Regions from separate parts of the Homo sapiens genome. Here region 1 is linked to region 2. A link is an interaction called in ENCODE POLR2A ChIA-PET data of the cell type or tissue named here. Cell type or tissue: Caco-2. All regions are shown on one strand. Links, peaks and the distances in the headings refer to the core of each region. The heading gives the core; the rest is flanking DNA.

What was found. ChIA-PET counts read pairs that join two places held together with the same protein. Peaks named below come from ENCODE experiments on the same cell type or tissue, not always from the same donor. Only the 100,000 strongest peaks of a DNase experiment are listed, where the experiment ranks them.
Region 1: POLR2A ChIA-PET joins it to region 2 with 6 read pairs; 1 of 35 experiments calls an interaction of 5 or more read pairs at or near these places.

What each region holds. Positions count from the first base shown.
Region 1 is chr20:53,525,657-53,533,583 of GRCh38, reverse strand. No RefSeq gene overlaps it. Among named protein-coding and RNA genes, the nearest start is that of ZNF217-AS1, 23 kb to the left of the region's middle. In Caco-2, for the core only: no CTCF peak of the experiment used is centred there; a DNase peak (open chromatin) is centred at 3,693.
Region 2 is chr20:53,760,214-53,768,140 of GRCh38, reverse strand. No RefSeq gene overlaps it. Among named protein-coding and RNA genes, the nearest start is that of BCAS1-AS1, 150 kb to the left of the region's middle. RefSeq lists enhancers at 323-492, 4,694-5,360. In Caco-2, for the core only: a CTCF peak has its summit at 3,875; a DNase peak (open chromatin) is centred at 4,130; H3K4me3 peaks cover 603 bases.

The sequences.
Region 1 (7,927 bases), core at 1,254-6,253, 230 kb after region 2:
TAGTGAGGACTTACATTCTGCCTCTTGAGAGGAGCATCAAAAATTTGCAGAAAATTTGCAATTTTGCAATTTTATTTATTTATTTTTGAGATAGAGTCTCACTCTGTTGTCCTGCCTGGAGTGCAGTGGCGTGATCACAGCTCACTGCAGCCGTGACCTCCCAGGCTCAAGTGATCCTCGTGCTTCAGCCTGCCAAGTAGCTGAGACCACAGATGCGTGCCACCATACCTGGCTAATTTTTAAAAATTTTTTTGCAGAGACAGGGTCTTGCTATCTTGCCCAGGCTGGTCTCAAACTCCTGGGGTGAAGCAATTCTCCCTCCTTGGCCTCCCAAAGTGCTGGGATTACAGGTTTGAACCACTGCGTCTGGCTAAAAATTTGCAGATTTTTTTTTTTTTTTTGAGACAGAGACTCACTCTGTCACCCATGCTGGAGTGGAGTGGTGTGATCTTGGCTCACTGCAACTTCCGCCACCTGGGTTCACGTTGATTCTCCTGCCTCAGCCTCACGAGTAGCTGAGACTACAGGTGTGTGCCACCATGCCCAGCTAATTTGTTATATTTCTAGTAGAGACAGGGTTTCACTGTGTTAACCAGGATGGTCTCCATCTCCTGAACTCGTGATCTGCCTGCCTCGGCCTCCCAAAATGCTGGGATTACAGGCATGAGCCACCATACCCAGCCTGCAGACATATTTAAAAAGGGGAACTGCAGTTCCCCTTTTTGTATTACTTCCCCTAATCTTAGCCCTTAATCACACTGTATTATCATCAGCTTGTCTGTCTCCCTTTACCAGAGCCAGGGATTTCAGGGATAGAATTCAGGAGGTCTGTGACCTTGCATGGGAAAGTCTACAAACAGTTACTTTCTCTAAGTTCTAACTCTAACTTAGCATTTCCTTGATTGTGAAAGTTGGCAACACACCATGCAGTGGCACAAGTACCTGCCACTTTGCCACCATTTGAAGCCACGGATCTTTTCCCATAGCATTCCAGCAGCCGTGGATATCTGGAAATATTACTCACCTTGTCATGACTTTGGAATTATCGTGGTTATTAAACCCTGCTCTGAATTTTGTTATTAAATGCATTAATAAAGAAGCACATAGGGTATGATACCTCAGATTTGTTTTTATAAATACATTAATACCTTTGTATACATGTAATTGATTTTGCTCGTGATAATATCCATTTTATGCAGTTAAAGTTTTTTTTTTAATGTGTATTTTTGAGACAGGGATATCACTATGTTGCCCAGGCTAGTCTCAAACTGCTGGGCTCAAACAATCCTCCCACCTCAGCCTCCTGAGTAGCTGGGACTACAGGTGCATGCTGCCTGTAATCCCAGCTACTCAGGAGGCTAAGGCAGGAGAATAGCTGGAACCCTGGTGGCAGAGGTTGCAGTGAGGTGAGATCGTGCCACTGCACTCCAGCCTGGGCGACAGAGCGAGACTCCATCTCAAAAAAAAAAAAAAAAAGGGATATTTGGTTTCCACTCCCAGAGAGTCTAATGTAATTGCTCCAAAGGGTGCCCTGGGCATTAGGATTTTCAGCCACCACCCCCTCTCCCTCCCAGGAAATGCTATTTTACAGTCAAGGTTGAGAAACACTGGTTCTTGCAACCTGATGTGCCAATGAGTATATATAAAGCATGCTTCTTGCAATCTAATGTGCCAGTGAATCACCTGGGATGTTATTAAAATTGTTTCTGATTGTCTAGGTCTGGGTGGGCCCAAGATTTCCCATTTCTCACAAGCTTCCAGGTGTTGCTGGCGCTGCTGACCCAGGGACCACACTTTGAGAAGCAAGGATCTTGGCGGGGTTTCTCAATCTTGACACTATTGATGTTTTGGGCTGGATAGTTCTCTGTTGTGGGGGCTGTCCTGTGCATTGTAGGGTGTTCAGTGGCATCTGTGGCTTTTGCCTTCCAGATGCCAGTAGCACCCCCCAAATAGTGACAACCAAACGTGTCTTCAGACACCAGGAGGGCAAATTCATTCCGACTTGAGAAACTCTGGTCTGGGAGGTAGCTCTCTAAGGTTTCCTCTTTATGCCAAGACAGAATACTTAGCATTATTTGTAAAATAAGAAGAGGGATATCCAACTTTTTTTTTTTTTGAGATGGAGTCTCACTCCCTCGCCCAGGCTGGAGTGCAATGGCATGATGTCTGCCACTGCAATCTCCATCTCCCAGGTTCAAGCGATTCTCCCACCTCAGTCTCCTGAGTAGCTGGGGCTACAGGTGTGCGCCACCACGCCTGGCTAATTTTTATATTTTTAGTAGAGACAAGGTTTCACCATGTTGGCCAGGCTGGTCTGGAACTCCTGACCTCAAGTGATCCACCCCCCTCAGCCTCCCAAAGTGCTGGGATTACAGGTGTGAGCCCCCTGCCCAGCCTTCAACTTTTTTATTTCTATCATCTTGAAACATCAAGCAGGGTCATCCTACATTTAGAAATATCTTAGTGATGACAAAGAAGCTGGGAGCCAAGAGGCCTGAGCTCAGTCTCAGTTTCGTTGCAACTTGCTGTGTGACTTGGGGTGGGTCACACAACCTCTCTGGGTGTCAGTTTCCTTGCTGTGAAAATGAAAGGATTGGAGGAGAGCAGAGATGGCAAATTCCAGCCTCACCAGGGCTTATTCAGGTAACTGCAGGCCAGAGGGGGGCTCAGGGGTGTGTGTGTGTGTGTGTGTGTGTGTGTGTGTGTGTGTGTGTGTGTGTGTGCATACAGAATTGGGAGGGGTATGAGGAGACTTCAACCCATTTCATGGGAGTTATGGCTACTTAGCTGTCACTGATGACAGCCATATGGCAATGCAAATGCAATATTGCCCTCTGTATTAGTCCATTTTCATGCTGCTGATAGACATACCAGAGACTGGGCAATTTGCAGAAGAGGTTTAATGAACTCATAGCTCCATGTGACTGGGGAGGCCTCACAATCATGGCGGAAGGTAACAGGCACGTCTCACATGGTGGCAGACAAAAGAGGAGAATGAGAGCCAAGTGAAAGAGGAAACCCCTTATAAAATCATCAGACCTCTTGAGATTTACTCACTACCAAGAGAACAGTATGGGGAAACTGCCCCATGATTCAATTATCTCCCACTGGGTCCCTCCCACAACACAGGGGAATTATGGGAGGATACAATTTGATATGGGTGGGGACACAGCCAAACCATATCACCAAGTTTTCAGGTTTTTTTTTTTTTTTTTTTTTTTAGAGAGGTTAGAAATTTGGATTATTATGTAAATCTCTCTTTATAAATACATTACATTAAAATTTAAAAAATGCAGGTGGGACAAAAAAACTCTGTTGTAAAATTCCAATCCATGTGCTCTGGTGTGTGCAGCTCAGATCATAACAATCACAATAGACACACACACTTAGAGCATTTGCTGTGTGCCACGAAGACACCAATTCATTCCACCCTTACAATAATCCTATGAAGTCACTATTACTATTATCCTTGTCTTCAATATTGTAATTGTTTTTCTCACCTCCTCAGGGCCTATCCCTTTTTTTAAGATAAGGATACTCTACAGAGAGAGGTTAAGTATGTTACCCTAAATTGCACAGCTAGGAAGTGCCCAAGTGGGGATTTAAACTTAAGTCACCTGTCCTCGGAGGCAGTCCTGAAAGATTCTTGCCTACAGGGGCTGCTGCATCTGACTCTGCAGTTGTGCATGTCACGGCCACTGGGAAATGGTGCCCTCTGAAGTTGTGCAATGCTATAGTCCCATAACAACGTTTTTTTTTTTTTGTTTTTTGTTTTTTTTCAGAGTCTCTCTCTGTTGCCTAGGCTGGAGTGCAGTGGTATGATCTTAGCTCACTGCAACCTCTGCCTCCTGGGCTCAAGCTATTCTCCTGCCTCAGCCTCCTGAGTAACCGAAATTACAGCTGTGTGCCACCACGCCTGGCTAATTTTTGTATTTTTAGTAGAGATGGGATTTCACCATGTTGGCCAGGCCAGGCCAGTCTTGAACTCCCTACCTCAAGTGATCTGCCCGCCTCGGCTTCCCAAAGTGCTGAGATTACAGTCATGAGCCACCACGCCCAGCCAACAATGGTTCTTTGTTGCATGGAAACTCTAGAGGGGCTATGTAGACAAGGACAAGGGCCGCCGTGGTGTTTTTCTGGGTGGACTGATAGCTGAGGACCAGATTCTCCCACCCTCACCCCACTTCCATGCTGAAGGTTGCAGGACTGTGCTACAAACCCTGGAAGGACTGAGATGACATATTCCATGGGCACAGTGGCCTGGAGGACCAAAGGCTGAGGTAATAGGATGTGGTGAGTTGAATTATGTCTCCCCCAAAAACAATTTGTCCATCTGAAACCTCAGAATATGACCTTATTTGGAAGGAGAGGCTTTGTACATGTGATTAAGGTCAGAATCTGGAGATGAGGTTATCCTGGATGAGAGTGGGCCCTAAGGCCAATGAGATAGAAAAGGAGAAGACATACAGAGACACGGGAAGAAACCCATGCACATGAAGATGGAGGCAGAGATTGGAGTGGGGCAGCCACAGCCACGGATCACCAGGAACCACCAGAAGCTGGAGGAGGCCAGGAAGGGCGTGCTAGAGGGAGCACAGCTCTGCTAACAACTTGATTTTGGACTTGAGGCCTCCAAAACTGTGAGGTAATAAATGCCTGTTGTTTAAAGTCACTCAGTTTAGGCCAGGTGCAGTGGCTCATGCCTGTAATCCTAGAACTTTGGGAGGCCGAGGCGGGAGGATCGCTTGAGCTCGGGAGTTTGAGACCAGCCTGGGCAACGTAAGCAGTCCCCGTATATATCCAACATATACAAAAATTAGCTGGGTGTGGTGGCTCGTGCCTGTGGTCCCAGCTACTCAGGAGGCTGAGGTGGGAGGATGGCTTGAGCCTGGGAGGTGGAGGTTGCACTGAGCTGTGATCACAACACTGCACTCCAGCCTGGGTGATGAAGAGAGACCCTGTCTCAAACAAACAAATAAATAAAGTCACCCAGTTTGTGGTAATTTATTCCAGCAGCCCTAGGAAAATAATGTAGGGGGACTTTTAAAAAAATTAAAAAGTTCAATGTATGACACTGATTGGATAAAGAAAAATGAATAAATTAATTAATTAAAAAGAGGCTGGGTGCAGAGGCTTACGCCTGTAATCCCAGCACTTTGGGAGGCTGAGGAGGGTGGATCACTTGAGGCCAGGAGTTCAAGACCAGCCTGGGCAACATGGTGAAATCCTGTCTCTACCAAAAATACAAAAATTTATTGAGCATGGTAGCATGTGCCTGTAATCCTAGCTACTCGAGAGGCTGAGGCAGGAGAATCACTTGAACCTGGGAGGTGGAGGTTGCAGTGAGCTAAGATGGCACCACTGCACTCCAGCCTGGGCAACAGAGTGAGACTCCGTCTCAAAAAAAAAAGGGGGGGGCTAGATGCGGTGGGTCATGCCTGTAATCCCAGCACTCTGAGGCAGGTAGATCATAAGGTCAAGAGATCAAGACCATCCTGGCCAACATCGTGAAACCCCATCTCTACTAAAAATACAAAAATTAGCTTGGTGTGGTGGCACACGCCTGTAGTCCCAGCTATTTGGGAGGCTGAGGCAGGAGAATTGCTTGAACCTGGGAGGGAGAGGCTGCAGTGAGCCGAGATGGCACCACTGCACTCCAGCTTGGCAACAGAGCAAAACTCCGTCTGACAAAAAAAAACAAAAAAGGAAACAAAGCTACTTTGTTTTCCCTCCCTCCTCCCTCAGTCTGTGGACTGAGACTCAGGGCTGCCAGAGCTGTTCCTGGGATGGACACAGGGTCTCACCCACACGCAAAAGCTGCTATGTCTGAACTCTAAGCATCTTTAATACAGGCACACACGTGCACACACACACTGGTGACAGCAGATGTGTCTCCCATGGTGACCCCCAGCCTTGCTTTCACTCTTCCTTGTGCATGTCAGGGGGTCCGAGCAGGCCAGGAACCCTGGCCTCAAACACTGACAAGGGGTGATTTGAGTGGCTTCGGTGTGCCCGAGTGCAGGGCTGAGGCCACGCTTTTCCGTTGAAGAAGGAGTTTCAGGATTTGATAAATGACTGTTTAATGCTGGCAGGAGAGTTGGCTCATCATTGGGCAGCAACAATCATCATAATTAGAGACAGGCTAGAAGCAGAAGGCCCAGCCCTGCCGTCCTGCACTGCCTCAGAGCCTGACTCTTCTACGCTAACCCTTTCTGGGCCTTGGTGCTGCAGGAAGCCAGGGGCATCATCCAGAAAGAAGAATGTTCTCCGGGCAGCCGGCTGGGACCTCTGTGGAGCCATGAGCCTGGGTGTCAATGGGTCATTAAGCAATGCAGGAGAGGGCAGGAGAGTGGCTGATGTGTGCTGGGGACCCAGCCCAGGTGAGGAGCAGCCACCGTGCAGCGTGGAGCGTCACAGCCTTGCCAGGTCTTCCAACTTGTCAAGAGAGTACAAAAATTCAGGCTACTTTTGTGTGTGTGGCAGAATATGAGTAACATAAACTTTACCATTTTACTCATTTTAAAGCGTGCAGTTCTCCGGCATTAGATACACTCACATTGCTGTGCAACCGTCAGCAGCATCCATCTGCAGAACTTGTTCACCGTCCCAAACTGAAACTCTGTCCCTATTAAATGTGGTCTCCCCACCTCCCCCTCCCACCCCCTGGCACCCATCATGCTACTTTGTGTCTCTATGAATCTGAGCAGGTTATTTTTTTAGAGAATGAAATCTCCTCCTTTAAAAGTTTAGCCTCATTTACGATGGGCCACTGGAATGCACCAATGAATTTCTAATATACATCAACAAATTAACACTCCTGAAACTGAACTTTTGATTTTGATTTTTCCATCAAATGTGGCTTTGTGATTTTTTTTTTTTTTTTTGAGATAGGATCTCACTCCGTCACCCAGGCTCACTGCAGCAGCCTCAACCTCCTGGGCTCATGAAATCCTCCTACCTCAGCCTCCCAAGTAGCTGGGACCACAGGTGTGCGCCACCACAACCGGCTAGTTTTTTGATTTTTTGTAGAGATGGGGTCTCAGTTGCCTAGGCTGATCTCGAACTCCTGGGCTCAAGCGATCCTACAACCTCAGTCTCCCAACATGTTGGGATTACAGGCACGAGCCACTACTCACATCCTGGATGCACCTCTTAACTTATATGTGCCTCAGTTTCTTTATCTGATCAATGGAAATAATTATAGGACCCACGTAGTATGATTGTTGTGAGGATAAAATATGTTCATTACATAAAGCCAGTTAATGCTAATATTTTATTATAATTATAAAAAGACTTCTGTTACGATTAAATCTACTATTTCTCAATAGGTTGTAATTATTTATTTCCATGTCTGCCCATGTAAGATTGTGACTCTTTGAGAACAGGGACCGTATCTAACCAATTTGTGTTTCCCCAGAGACTGACTTATACTTTATTCTTATTTAGCAGGTGCTCAATTAATGTCTGGGGAGAAAAGGAAGTAAGAAAAGGAAGGAAAGAAGGAATGAGGATGGCCAGGCGGGGTGGCTCACGCCTGTAAACCAGCACTTTGGGAGGTCGAGGTGGGCAGATCACGAGGTCATGAGACTGAGACCATCCTGGCTAACACGGTGAAACCCTGTCTCTACTAAAGATACAAAAAATTAGCCGGGCGTGGTGGCGGGTGCCCATAGTCCCAGCTACTCGGGAGGCTGAGGCAGGAGAATGGCGTGAACCCGGGAGGCGGAGCTTGCAGTGAGCCGAGATCGCGCCACTGCACTCCAGCCCGGGCGACAGAGCAAGACTCCGTCTCAAAAAAAAAAAAAAAAAAAAAAAAAAAGGAAAGAAAAAAAAAAGAAAAGAAAAAGAAGGAATGGATGAGGTAATCCTCCCAGCGGTATGTCAGGACACTCCTAAGACACAAAGTCTGCAGAGCGGTACTTTTCCT
Region 2 (7,927 bases), core at 1,535-6,534:
TGTTGATACCTCTCTATATTTTAAGGCAATGTCACTTTGCTTTGCTTACAAATATATTGAATATGTCAAGATTACTATTTTGTTATTACCTTTGTGAATTTCCTTGTCTATTTTGCTGGCTTGTTCTTCCAGATGAAATTTATTATTTGATTAATGTTGCCAAAAATGGTAAGAAAAATATCAATTATAGTAATAAAATGTTTTGTGGGGAAAGCATGGTAATTAAATGATTAGTTGTGAAAGTATTTCTTTGGTGTGTGCTTCCATTTGATTAGATTGTAAGACTTTTATCTGCCTTGGTGTCTCATTCCCGGTGTCTGTCACAGAGTTTGCACATAGCCAATGCTCCACTGGTATCTTTTAACAGGTTTGGGGGACTTGGGGCTTGTTTTGGTTTTGGTTTTGGTTTTGGTTTGAGTAAATGAAGCAATCATTGGAAAGGTGTAGGGGAAGTGCAAAGAGCCATAGGACCAGGGAATCCGAAATCATGGTTCCAAACTAGAAAGCAAGCACTTTCACTTTTTTCTTTCAAAATTTCTTTCTTCCAGAAACTTAATCCTAGCACAATTTTGATCACTAGGCCAAAATCATTCTACATGTCTGTCTTAGTCCCTTTGGGCTACCGTAACAAAATACCATAGACTGGGTAGCTTAGAGCAACAGACATTGATTTCTCCCAGTTCTAGAAGCTGGAAGTCAGAGAACAGAATGTCAGCATCTGGTATCCTGATCTCTGACTCCCACTGACCTCTGGGTACTACCATCAGGCTCTGGTGACAGCCGGCTTCCAGGCTGCAGACTGCCAACGTGGCAGAAAGGGAAAGTTCCCTGGGATTGCCTTTATAAGGGCACTAATCCCACGCATGAGGGCTCCACTCTCATGACCTCACCACCTCCCAAAGATCCCCACCTTCAAATACCAACACATTAGGGATTAAGATTTCAACAGATGAATTTGGAGGGAAAACAAACATTCAGTCCATCGCTATGTCCGCCATCAAAGAAAGAAACTCGGAAACACTCAAATGGTTACTTCCCACACACTCAGCTTCCAACCTTCAGCACCATTGGGTTTATTTTATTTTATTTATTTATTTATTCATTTATTTTTTTGAGATGGAGTCTCACACTCTCGCCTGGGCTGGAGTGCAATGGCGCAATCTCGGCTGACTGCAACCTCCACCTCCCGGGTTCAAGCAACTCTCCTGCCTCAGCCTCCTGAGTAGCTGGGATTACAGGTGCCCACCACCACGCCCGGCTAATTTGTTGTATTTTTAGTAGAGACGAGGTTTCACTATGTTGGCCAGGCTGGTCTCGAACTCCTGACCTCGTGATCTGCCCGCCTCAGCCTCCCAAAGTGCTGGGATTACAGGCATGAGCCACCTCGCCCAGCATCATTGGGTTTACTTAGGATAAAAATATAATTGTTAACTTCTCAAGGAGTTACACCTTGGGGGGTGCCGTTCCATTTATTAGTACCTTGGATGTTAATCTTGTTGGTTGGCACGAGGGGGGATCTTATGGTGCATCGGGGTCACACTTAGATTCTTACCGACCTAGCTTCCCTCTCTGCTCCTTGTGTCACTCAAGCATCTTAAGTCAGACTAAAAGTGACCGTGTAGAATAACAAAAGGCTACAGATTTGAAGAGCACAGTCTGCAGTAATCTTACTTGGCCATGGTAGATGATACGGCCCGCTGGTTAAGTCTTGGAGGCAGACTTAAGACAAGAAGCTCAAGGCTGAGTAACTGGGAAGTTCATGCCTCCTCCATCCACCATGCTGGAGAAATAAATGTAGACAGAAGCAAATCCAAATGAACGTCCTTCTCTTGGTAGGACTGCAGTCTTCGATTTTCAAGTCTAATACGCCCAGCTTCAAAATCTGGGTCTGCCACGGGACAAACTTCGGCAGCTTCCTTTACTTCTCTAAGCCTTGTGTGTATGGGAATAACATAATAGGGCCTCTTTCAGAATTCTGGAGTCAACCGGGCATGGTGGCTCACACCTGTAATCCCAGCACTTTGGGAGGCCAAGACGGGCAGATCACTTGAGATCAGAGTTCGAGACCAGCCTGGCCAACATGGTGAAACCTGTCTCTGCTAAAAATACAAAAATTAGCTGGGTATGGTGGTGAGAACCTGTAATCCCAGCTGCTCGGGAGGCTGATGCAGGAGAATCACTTGAGCTGGGAAGTGGAGGGTGCAGTTAGCCAAGATTGCACCACTGCACTCCAGCCTGGGCAACAGAATGAGACCCTGTCTCTCAAGAAAAAAAAAAAAAAAAGCCAGGCATGCTGGTTCATGCCTGTAATTCCAGCACTTTGGGAGGCTGAGGTGGGAGGATCATCTGAAGTCAGGAGTTTGAGACCAGCCTGGCCAACATGGTGAGACCCTGTCTCTACTAAAAAAAAAAAAAAAAAAAAAATACAAAAATTAACTGGGTGTGGTGGTGGGCGCCTGTAATCTCAGCTACTCGGGAGGCCGAGGCAAGGAATTGCTTGAACCCAGGAGGCGGAGGTTGTAGTGAGCTGACATCCCACCACTGCATTCCAGCCTGGGCGACTGAGCGAGACTCGGTCTCAAAAAAAAAAAAAAAAAGTTGGAGTCAAGTTTAAATAAGATAAAGATTATAAAGCCCTGGCCGGGTGCAGTGGCTCAAGCCTGTAATCCCAGCACTTTGGGAAGCCGAGGCAGGCAGATCACCTGAGGTCAGGAGTTTGAGACCAGCTTGGCCAACGTGGTGAAACCTCATCTCTACTAAAAATACAAAAATTAGCCAGGCATGGTGGTGGGTGCCTGTAATCCCAGCTACTTGGGAGGCTGAGGCAGGAGAATTGCTTGAACCCAGGAGGTGGAGGTTGCAGTGAACCGAGATCGTGCCATTGCACTCTAGCCTGGGTGACAAGAGCGAAAACTCTGTCTCAAAAAAAAAAAGTCCGGGCGCGGTGGCTCACGCCTGTAATCCCAGCACTTTGGGAGGCCGAGGCGGGCGGATCACGAGGTCAAGAGATTGAGACCATCCTGGCTAACACAGTGAAACCCCGTATAAAAAATTAGCTGGGCGTGGTGGAGGGCGCCTGTAGTCCCAGCTACTCGGGAGGCTGAGGCAGGAGAACAGCATGAACCCGAGAGGCAGAGCTCGCAGTGAGCCGAGATCCCGCTACTGCACTCCAGCCTGGACGACAGAGCAAGACTCCGTCTCAAAAAAAAAAAAAAAAAAATTATAAAGCATTTAGTGCAATGGCTAAAAAAAAAAGTGCTTGATAAATTGATTGCTACTATTAGTGTTATGATTATTAGTGACACAGAATATAGCCAGCTATTTATTTATAGAAAGAGGTCCCAAACTTTATGTAACACAGAAATCTTCACTTTCCTTTTGTGTCTTTTTCTTCCCTCAAAGAAAAAAAACAAATTTTTAGCCAAAACAAAAATGATGGAACAGCTCAGAGTTGGTACAATACAATTTACTTCTTAGGTTCTCATGTTTATACTGGGGAGATACTAGTGTATTTATCAATGCCTTAAGCAAAGAGAAGTGCAGCATAGACTAAGTGGCACCCTCATTTTCATTTTATATCTCTTTCTTCAGCCCACCCTCCTAATGATCGCGTGTATATTTTAGGTACATCTCTTCTGTATAAATCCTCCCACCCCCACTTTTTGTAAGCATGAAGATTAAGTGGACAAAGACAAATTCAATTAAGCTGTAAGCTTTGGTGACCAGCAGCTATTTTTCTTGAGAAACTGAATCCAAACATCTCAGGGGTGGGGACGAGCTTGCAATGCGCTTCTGAATGCAAAGGAGGCAGGACTTGAGCATAAATCACGCGACAAACTGAGCCCTCCTCTATTAATCTTTTCTTCAGAAAAAGACACTGTTTTAAGGGGAAATTAAAGGCAATCAATAAGCAGGCTCGCCTGCACGGCTTCTGAGCTCAAGATGCAAATATCATTCCAAATTCTGGATTCCAAAGAGACCCCTCCATTGATATGTTAATCGTCTCCTCGTGTTTCTATGACCTCAGATCCTGGCAGGGCATGAAGCCATACTTACAGGAAACAAAAGGAAAGCACGTTGTAGAACAAACATTTGCTAAGTGGACTTTGACTGTAAACCCCAACTTGTCATGTGCTAAAGGATGGAATTCTCCACGAGCCAGGGGCTGATGCCCTGAATGTTTAATATGTTTACATGTTTAAAGAGCTGCCATGACGTATTCTTTATCTGGTATCACCTGACATCTCGGCTTCATATTCATGGTGCACAAGACAGCAAAGGTTTTGGTGCTGTCATCCCAAATAAAGACAACTTTTGGCAATTGGAAATAAAATTCAGTTGCCTACAAATCAAAGATGACTGCAACCAAATGTTGATTACCTGTTTATAAATTCACCAAGTCAACAGCAAATTCAGAGACTACTTATTTGGCACCGATTGTAGGCAAGATATTGGGCTAGGGCACTGCGGATACACAGATGAACATGTTTGACAAGAAGGTTATGTTTTTAGGGGCAGGTAGGCAATATACAATCTAAAAAATAACAATAAATTGGGTTTGGGTGAGTGCTATGAAGAATAAAACCAGATCGTGAAAAAGAGAATAACTAGGGGTGGAGAGGGGGTAGAGGAGGTCCTTCCTGAAAAAATCATGTAGGTACAGAAATTCAAGGAGGTCAGGCAGTAACAGGTAGTCTGCAGAGGTGACATTCCAGACACAGGGACAGTAAGTGCCAAGGTCTTGAGGTAGACAAGGGCTTGTGTTTGAGAATCAGAAAGCAGCCAATGTAGCTAACCTGTGGTGGATGAGATTGTGGCTTACCCTCAAGAAAGAGCCAGCTCCTACAGCATCATGAAGGTAGCAATACTTTATGAGAATCAAGTTCAATATTCAAAAAAAAATAGCCAGGCACAGTGGCTCATGCCTGTAATCCCAGCACTTTGGGAGGCCAAGGCGGGAGGATCATTTGAGGTCAGGAGTTCAAGACCAGCCTGGCCATCATGGTGAAACCCTGTCTCTACTAAAATTAGCTGGGCGTGGTGACACACTCCTGTAGTCCCAACTACTCGGTAGGCTGAGGCAAGAGAATCACTTGAACCCTGGAGGAGGAGGTTGCAATGAGCCGAGATCGCGCCACTGCACTCCAGCCAGGGCAGACAGAGTGAGACTCTGTCTCAAAAATAAATAAATAAATAAATAAACAAATAAAGTTTTCCCATCAGTAAAGATGCATATCTCTTCTCCAATCCTGAACACTCTAAAAGAATCTCAAAGGTTGACCAAGCATATATTTTTGAAGAGTTTGAGGCAGGGCATGGTGGCTCACCCCTGTAATCTCAGCACTTTGGGAGGCCAAGACGGGAGACTCACTTGAGATCAGGAATTAGAGGCCAGCCAGAGCAAGATCCCGTCTCTTCAAAAAATTCTTTAAAATTAGCCACGCATGGGGCAGGGTGCGGTGTCTCACACCTGTAATCCCAGCACTTTGGGAGGCCAAAGCGGGCAGATCACAAGGTCAGGAGATCAAGACCATCCTGGCCAACATGATGAAACCCCCTCTCTACTAAAATACAAAAAATTAGCGTGCCTGGACTACATGCCTGTAGTCCTTGCTACTCGGAAGGCTGAGGCAGGGGAATTGCTTGAACCCAGGAGGCGGAGGTTGCGGTGAGCCGAGATCACGCCACTGCACTCTAGCCTGGCAACAGAGCAAGACTCCGTCTCAAAAAAATAAAATAAAATTAGACACGCTTGGTGGTGCATGTAGTCCCGGCTACTCAGGAGGCTGAGGAGGGGGGATCACTTGAGGCCAGGAGTTCGAGACTGCAGGGAGTTATGATTGCACCACTGCACTCCACCCTGGACAACAGAGTGAGACCCTGTCAGGGAAAAAAAAAAAAAAAGGACAAAGGTGGGCACTAACATTTGACCCATTTTCCCATTCAGGCACATGTCTATAAACCAGAGATTCTCACCCAGGGGTGAGTTTGCCTTGAGAGAAACACTGGGCAAAGGTCAAAGGCATGTTTTTCTGTCGCCTCCTGGAACATGGGGTACGTGTTACTAGTATGTAATGAGCAGAGGCCAGAGAAGCTGTTTAACATCCTACAGTGCACAGGATGGCCCCTCAACAAAGGATGGCCTCTCCCAGAATTTGAATATAATAGAAACCCTGCCATAGAGCAAAAGCTCCTTGTAAGGAGAAGGTTCTCGGCCGGGTGCGGTGGCTCACGCCTGTAATCCCAGCACTTTGGGAGGCCGAGGTAGGCAGATCACAAAGTCAGGAGTTCGAGACCAGCCTGGCCAATATGGTGAAACCCTGTCTCTACTAAAAATACAAAAATTAGCTGGGCGTGGTGGATCCCAGCTACTCCAGAGGCTGAGGCAGGAGAATTGCTTGAACCCGGGAGGCGGAGGTTGCAGTGAGCCAAGATCGCGCTACTACACTCTAGCCTGGGCAACAGAGCAAGACTGCATCTCAAAAACAAAAAAGAAGCAACTTCTCTGTAAGGGCACAGTGTGATGTCTTCCTTCTCTGCCACACTATGGGCCTAGTGATATTCATCCTACTGCCTTCTGAGGCCACCCAATGATGTGCCATAGTATAGTAGCACTGGGGTCACAGACTAAGGGCTGGGAAGGATATGATGGGAACAGAAGCAAATAGAAGTGTTAACTGAGGCTTTACTCACACCAGGCCCTGAACTAACTTCTTTACATCAATGTAATCATTATCCTCAAGACAGCCCTGCAAAGTAGGTACTTTTTTTTTTTTTTTTTTTTTTTTTTGAGACAGTCTCACTCTGTCATCCAGGCTGGAGTGCAGTGGCATGATCTCAGCTCACTGCAAACTTCTGACTCCCAGGTTCAAGTGATTCTCTGCCTCAGCCTCCTGAGTAGGATTACAGGCGCCTGCTACTATGCCCAGCTAATTTTTGTATTTTTAGTAGAGACGGGGTTTCACCATCTTGGCCAGGCTAGTCTTGAACTCCTGACCTCAGATGATCCACCCGCCTCGACCTCCCAAAGTACTGGGATTACAGCCGTGAGCCACCATGCCCAGCCAGTAGGTACTGTTTTTATGCACATTTTACAGATGAGGAAGTTGAGGCTCAGGGACATTAATATCACACTTCAAGGAATTAGGAATTTGGGGATTCTAACCCAGGGTGCCTGAACTCTTCATTTCTCCTCTTCATTAATATTCTGTGAAAAGCTCTGAGTGTTTGCCTTTAAAAAGCAATCAAGGCCCGGCACAGTGGCTCACGCCTGTAATCCTAGCACTTTGGGAGGACGAGGCAGGTGGATCACAAGGTCAGGAGTTCAAAACCAGCCTGGCCAAGATGGTGAAACCCCGTCTCTACTAAAAATACAAAAATTAGCTGGGCACAGTGGCAGGAGCCTGTAATCCCAGCTACTCGGGAGGCTGAGGCAGGAGAATTGCTTGAACCCAGGCGGCAGAGGTTGCAGTGAGCCAAGATCACGCCACTGCACTCCAGCCTGGGCAACAGAGTGAGACTCCACCTAAAAAAAAAAAAAAAAAAAAAGCAATCAAATGGGCTTCCCTTGCCCCTAACAGTGAGCAATTGGAGTCCAATATGCCTTAACTATCAGGTTTGCCAATGTGCTACGATTGTTCTGCTCAGACTATGAAGCGAATGTATCAATTCCAAGTGGTGCCATTGCATTCATTTTTGTTGCAAAATATTTGACTGGGCTATGAATATTTTCCCTCAACTCGACCCTTTTATTTACCTGCCAAATCCATGGTTCCTCCAAGAGTCTCCTCTGTGGAGGCAAATACAAATGACAGTGAAATCTCGATTCACTGGAAACAGGTTATACAAAGCCTACCTTCTTCTCTTTCTTATTTTTGGCCTTGTGCCCCATTTTTAGAAATAATGTAAATCACAAGAAAATAACCTA